2 separate regions of the Homo sapiens genome follow, and region 2 is linked to region 1. The links are chromatin contacts, found by Hi-C in ENCODE. All regions are on one chromosome and are shown on one strand. The core of a region is the stretch at or near the end of the contact, and the rest is flanking DNA. Distances in the headings are between cores, read along the strand shown. Region 1 overlaps LOC105375977 (a long non-coding RNA gene). Region 2 has its middle 180 kb from the start of LINC01235.

The links. A loop is a pair of places that touch in the nucleus more often than their neighbours do. Pooled maps may share reads with other maps.
Region 2: a map of heart right ventricle shows a loop between it and region 1 (4-fold over the local background). The contact joins two enhancer-like sites. A Hi-C loop is called at or near these places in 4 of 168 maps with a recorded cell type or tissue (Right ventricle myocardium inferior, endometrial microvascular endothelial cells, heart right ventricle and 1 more) and 6 of 50 pooled maps.

The regions. Positions count from the first base shown.
Region 1 is chr9:13,443,882-13,446,635 of GRCh38, reverse strand. LOC105375977 (a long non-coding RNA gene) reads right to left here. Exons shown (of 4, transcript XR_929484.3): 3 at 43-166. Among named protein-coding and RNA genes, the nearest start is that of LINC01235, 14 kb to the right of the region's middle. Within about 2 kb of position 1,340, at least 2 of the 41 ENCODE cell types and tissues checked have a DNase peak (open chromatin) inside an H3K27ac peak, as active enhancers do; they include heart right ventricle, where a contact is called at or near this core.
Region 2 is chr9:13,606,857-13,609,743 of GRCh38, reverse strand. No RefSeq gene overlaps it. Among named protein-coding and RNA genes, the nearest start is that of LINC01235, 180 kb to the right of the region's middle. Within about 2 kb of position 1,408, at least 5 of the 41 ENCODE cell types and tissues checked have a DNase peak (open chromatin) inside an H3K27ac peak, as active enhancers do; they include heart right ventricle, where a contact is called at or near this core.

The DNA.
Region 1 (2,754 bases), core at 91-2,590:
ATAGCATTGGCTATTTTAGATTCTCATTCAGATAGTCCTTACCCTTTTATTTAGTCCAACTTCTATAACAACGAAGGAGCTGGCGCAGGAATCTTGAAACAGTGTCCTCTCCGCTCCGCTTCAGCCTGTACCACTCTGCATTATTTTCCAGAATGCATGACCCCTCCTAGAGAACAGAGGAGGAAAGAGCCATTCTTTCCCTTTCCCACACGTTAGGAAGCATATGGACAATACTTTATGGAAACTCCCTTCCCCACCCTCGGGAGAACTGAGTTTATGAAAGGATCACTTTCTGGAATAGAGCTTATGAACACATTTGTCTCTCTGACCCTAATTATTTTACATGGATTATTTTTAAAATCAAGTTGCCCTTTTTTCAAAACTTGAAGAGAAGTAGAGGCCTTGAGGCCATCAAAATGACATCCTGGCCCTAATATGTGCAGTAGCCAAATGATCTGGAAAACTGAGCTCTATACAGAGGCCCTCTGAATAGAATTGAAGGGAAAATGATCTAATTTAGAGTGCACATTAAACACAGGTTTTAAATGGTTTCTTTTCATTTAACCAAATACTCACTTTTCCAAAATGTCAACAGGCATTAAAATATGAAGGATGACTAAATGTGGAAGCAGAGGAAAAGAAACAAAACAAACAAAATAAAAGTAATACTTGACTCTAACAATCACAAGAAATTAGATTATCAGAATTGTTAGGCCGAACTATATAAATTATATTTTTGTAAGTCAAAAATGCCAAACTGTAAATGTCACATAGTTCATTCTAATATTAAGTGAAGAGAAAAAGAATTCAATTATGTTTAGAAACAAAAATGAAAGACACAGAAGAGAAGAGCCAACAATGCTAAACATCATTCAGATAGTGATAGTTAGCATTTTAGGCTTTCTTAACCAAAATTGTGAATGTGGTTCACCTTAGCTCCCTCATGAACTGCCTAGTGCTAATTTCTAATCATGAGCACTTGCCTGTACTTTCACTCCAATGCACTGCTTCTCACCCAGTTTCTGATGGGTAGTTTAAAAATGTCTATGTTTAGAACTACCTGTCTTTTATGTAACAGAATTTCAAGATGGGATCTATGATCTTCTTTGGGGATTAAAAATAATTGCAATTTTATCTTTTTTTTTTATTTTTAGATTTTAAGAAGGTTAGGAATATCCACAGCCTGATTAGACTCGGAATCCTTCAAGACCCATTTCATTTTTTACTTCCCCATATTCTAAACAGGCTTCCCACTAAGCAGCCTTCACATCCTCCCTGCGGGTCTTACTCACAGAGCAAGCCATAATAACAAGCTTCCATGCCCTGGCTGGCTTTTTGGCTCAATGGGACAGTTCTATTGCCAAATCCTGCTTCTAGAGCTGCATGGATTTATCCTTACATGCACCTTAGTGACATGCTCTATTTTGTCTCATCTGAGATCAGGTCCATTTTCTACGTCCTCTGGTTGCTCTTCGGGTGACAAGATGTCTACATCTGGAAGGAAAGAAACCCCTAATATATTTTTGCCTTTTGCCCTGAAAAATACCATGTCATTGTGCATGTGGAAAGAAGCATGTTTAGTAATAAAAGAAGGACATGATGGGGTCAGCTAGGGCTTTTAGAGACAGTCCAGATGAAATTTAAAGAGAGAACTGCCACGACGGTTTTTGAGAAAACTGGATGATGTTAGTTTCGAAACCTATAGCCCATAATCTGGACTCAGCTAAAACATACCAAAAAGCTTAGCTCAGACCTGCAAGGTTCACTTACTCTAAACATCAAACAAGGAAATGTACAAGATTTGCTTTCTTTCTCTTTAATAAAGTACATTTTATGAAGTAGAAACTGGGGAACACAAATCGTTTTATGGAAGCAAGAACTAGTACTTAAAAAATGAGAAATATGTGTGGGGATAGTGTTTATTTTTGTATGCATAAATATACATACATGCAATGATTATTAATATTTACATACACATACACGTATGGTAATAATTGTCTCTCTCAGAAAGTGGTTTCAATCTAGAAACAATTGGCAGACAAAGAAAGGAAAACTGAGAACCGTCCGGTCTACAAAACTATCCCAGAGGACAACCTTCCCAACAATAGGGAGACTGATAGCATAATAATCGCCATAAAAAAAACATGGGGGAGGGGAATTAGAAGATTCTTTAGCATGTTTATGGATTCATATGAAATATTTTAGAACCCTAATTCTTTGCAACTCGACGTTTATTTATGTGTGCAAAAATGGATTGACAGTTTCAAGTGAAGGGTAGTTGGGTGTCAGAGTCTTGGCAACTAGTGACAACTGCAACTCCTGGGTGTGTGTGTGCTAGATGGGGAGAGAAAAAGACAGACAGAAAGCCCTCCCTCCTAAAAAGATATTCCCACCACAAACATGCCACTGTCCACTACAGAGTATGTTTTGTTATGTCTGTGAAAGATTCGGGTTGATTTCCATCTTCGTACAACACACGCCATGGAATATTTACATGTTTGGGTACATCAACAAAGAAAAAAAACAAAACAAAACGAAACAAAAAGACGCACACACAACACACACACAAAGTGGGATTGTGCTCCTTTGTTTTGCATTTTCTGTAACCCAGATTGCGGTAATTATCTCCCTGGCTTTAGAAGCCTTTTCTTTCATTCTAAAGGCAGTTTTTGGAATCACGTTACACTTAACTCAGTTTAACAAATAAGAGTAGTCTGGCAAAATGGCACCATGTGCTTTCCACAAATATTTGTG
Region 2 (2,887 bases), core at 159-2,658, 160 kb before region 1:
ACATCCAGCTTTGGAGAACTCTGGTTATCATATTTTACCAAACATGGTTGTTGCAAAAACCATGATGTCCCCTCACCCACTGATAGAAATAGATTTTTTTTTTAATTTTCTCTAACTAATATGTAGGAAATGGGCTTTTTTCCTTTAGCTCCATGGATATATCAGTGTTGGGAGTAATGGAAATATTCATTTCAGCATAAAATTAGAGTTTAAAAGGTCAGTTTGAGATGTTTACAACAAACAAGTTAGAAAGAGGCAAACAAGAAACAGAAATTTTCTTTTTTAATAGGGAGAAAAAAATTACACTGATAATTGCCTAAAAATTATATTCATTTTCCAAGTGAATAAATGAGGCTTATTTGATATCACACGAGTACATAGTATTTCTTCTCAAAAACGCTTAAATTTTATATTTTAAAAATATGCACAAATATAATGGAATCAAAGTAGTTTAAGACTGTAAACATTTTAACCTGAAAATACTTCAGTTTAAAATCCTAATTTGAGAAGTCCTTTCTCCACATGGTTGTATACCTTGAAGGAAACTGTGAACACAGGTCGCAAACCAGTCTCTGTCCTGGAAATGAGTGAGTGATATTGATCTATACCCAGTCACTGATTATGCGAAGTCTCTAATGACACCTTCACAGCTTTTATAATCCAGTGGTCCAACAAAGCATGAATTTCAAATACTTTACAAAATCTTCCCTCCTGAGCATCTCTTTTTTTAATTAAAGAATAAAAGGAGTGATTGTTCAACATGATTTCAATGAAAATGAAGACTTGAATTTGTGGGTGTGTGCAATGTTGAAAATCAAAAGGAAAAAGATGCAGCACAAAAAAATCCTTCGCACAACTAATCAGATGACAAAGGTTTTGATCAGCGCGCAAGAACCAAGTGCTTTTCTTTGCTAAACGTAAAACAACGTTTGTCCAAGACTACGATTTCATACAATGTGCTTCTCATCCCACCTTAAGTTGTTTCTCTTTTAAACACTAATTTTTGCTATCTACTGCTTCAACATTCAGAAGAGCCTGCCTCAGGAGGCACAAAAGCTCTGTAATGCTGGGTTAAAGCTGGCACTTTATCCTTAACTCACCTCATTAAGTCTGGATTTTATTCGTCCTCAAAGACGTGGCTTGGAGATAGAATTCTAACCCCCTTAAATTAGAATTTTCTGGCTTTTGTCACTTTAAACCAGATCCTTAATGTTATTAAAAGGTGGGCATGTTGTTGTTTTTCCCCTTTTGGGGGAAGGGGTAGGGAGAAGAATTTAATGTTATTTTTAACGGAACTATCTTGTTAACCTTGGGGGACATCCCCGGAGCTGAAACCCATTGGAGTAATAATAGCTCAGCGACTCACTCCCTGCAGACAGCTCTGCCGAGTCAGTCTGGAAAAGCTCTTTAAAAGCACAGTCTCTGCTGGCCCTTTTCTTTTGGTTTCTGTGGAATTTTTCTTGGTAACAATTTTTAGCTGAGGGGGTTATGGACAATTGTAAACTGGAAGCATTGAAAGGAGGAGGTGGGGAGGGAGGCTGCTTGCTGCACTAATTAAAACAAAGCCTGCTTGTATAAACTGCATCCCCCCTGGTGCAAAGGGGCAAACAGCACAAGGGCCTCTCAGAGCACACAGCTCTGGATACTGCAGGGACTTATATTTTTAAATACAATTAAAAGTAATGCCCCTTTGTTGATTATACTCTCCTTGCCAAACTTGAGGACGGCTGAAGCTGCCAAACATTTACTTTTAAATTTAGTGTGCCCAGCAGCCTTCCAAATGCTGTCAGTTTCACAGAAGGCAGGGCAGTCTGTGATTAACAGCTTCCCAAGATACCAGTAAGTTGCTTGGACAATATTTCAAATGGATGCTGGTTCTGACACTGAGGAGATCAAGCCGGAATTTGGTGTCACTTTGGGGTTTAGAAGGAGGTGGGATTGTTCTTACCTCTTGATAGTACACAAGTTTGAAAGTGGAAAACATTACCAAAGCAAACTCCTCAATTACACATGTGCAAGCAGCAGAGAGTATCTGGTCCAGACCTAACTAAAAAAAACTTGTCAAATGAAAGAGAAATGCACAAACATGCCTGTACTTTGTCCTCTGAATTTTAAAAGCATCTAATGTTACATAGCTCATGTGAACTTTAAAGCACGGCCATCCATGAAGGATTCCCTTTATGGTTTTAGTGGTTGTCCTCTTTCCTTGCTGTTCACAACTATGATTATTTTATAAACCCTTTTGTAGCTGGGTTTATTTGATTTAACCTTTTAAATGTAGCTTCGTTTCTGACAATACAGGAAATATAACGCCAAAAGAAACTCTGTAGAGAAGATGGATGAGAGAATCAGACACACAATTTGAAATGAGATGTCCTGGGAAGACAACAAACTTATTTGGGACTTTCTTGATTTTTCCAGTGTGACTGTCTATAAAGCTGAATGCCAAGTTTTGATTCCTAGGTTTTATGTGGTTGCATAGGTAACAAACTAATACTTGGCGAGGTGTTCTTTTTTTTTTCTTTCTGATGAAAAATGCAGGCTTGAAAAACAAGGTGCAGCATCCGTTTTCAATTAAAAAAAATAAAAATTTAAAACCTCTCCCTCTGGGCCTGGTACTGAGCCAGGTAAGAAAATGAGATGGGTGTGGTCACTAAGAAAGCAATAAGATGAAAATACTCTTCTGCTTGAAGTAGCTTTATATTTTAGTGGGTTTTCCCTCATTCCAATAAAGAAAGTTACACTATGCTATCACTTTATTTTTAAATATTTTCTTTTAAAATCCATTTCCTTTGAATTTTTGCCAATTCTCAAGGACGCCGCATTTGACTTCTATTTTCTCTGTGCATCTCTGATTTCTGTTCGATCCCACAGGAGTAAATATTTG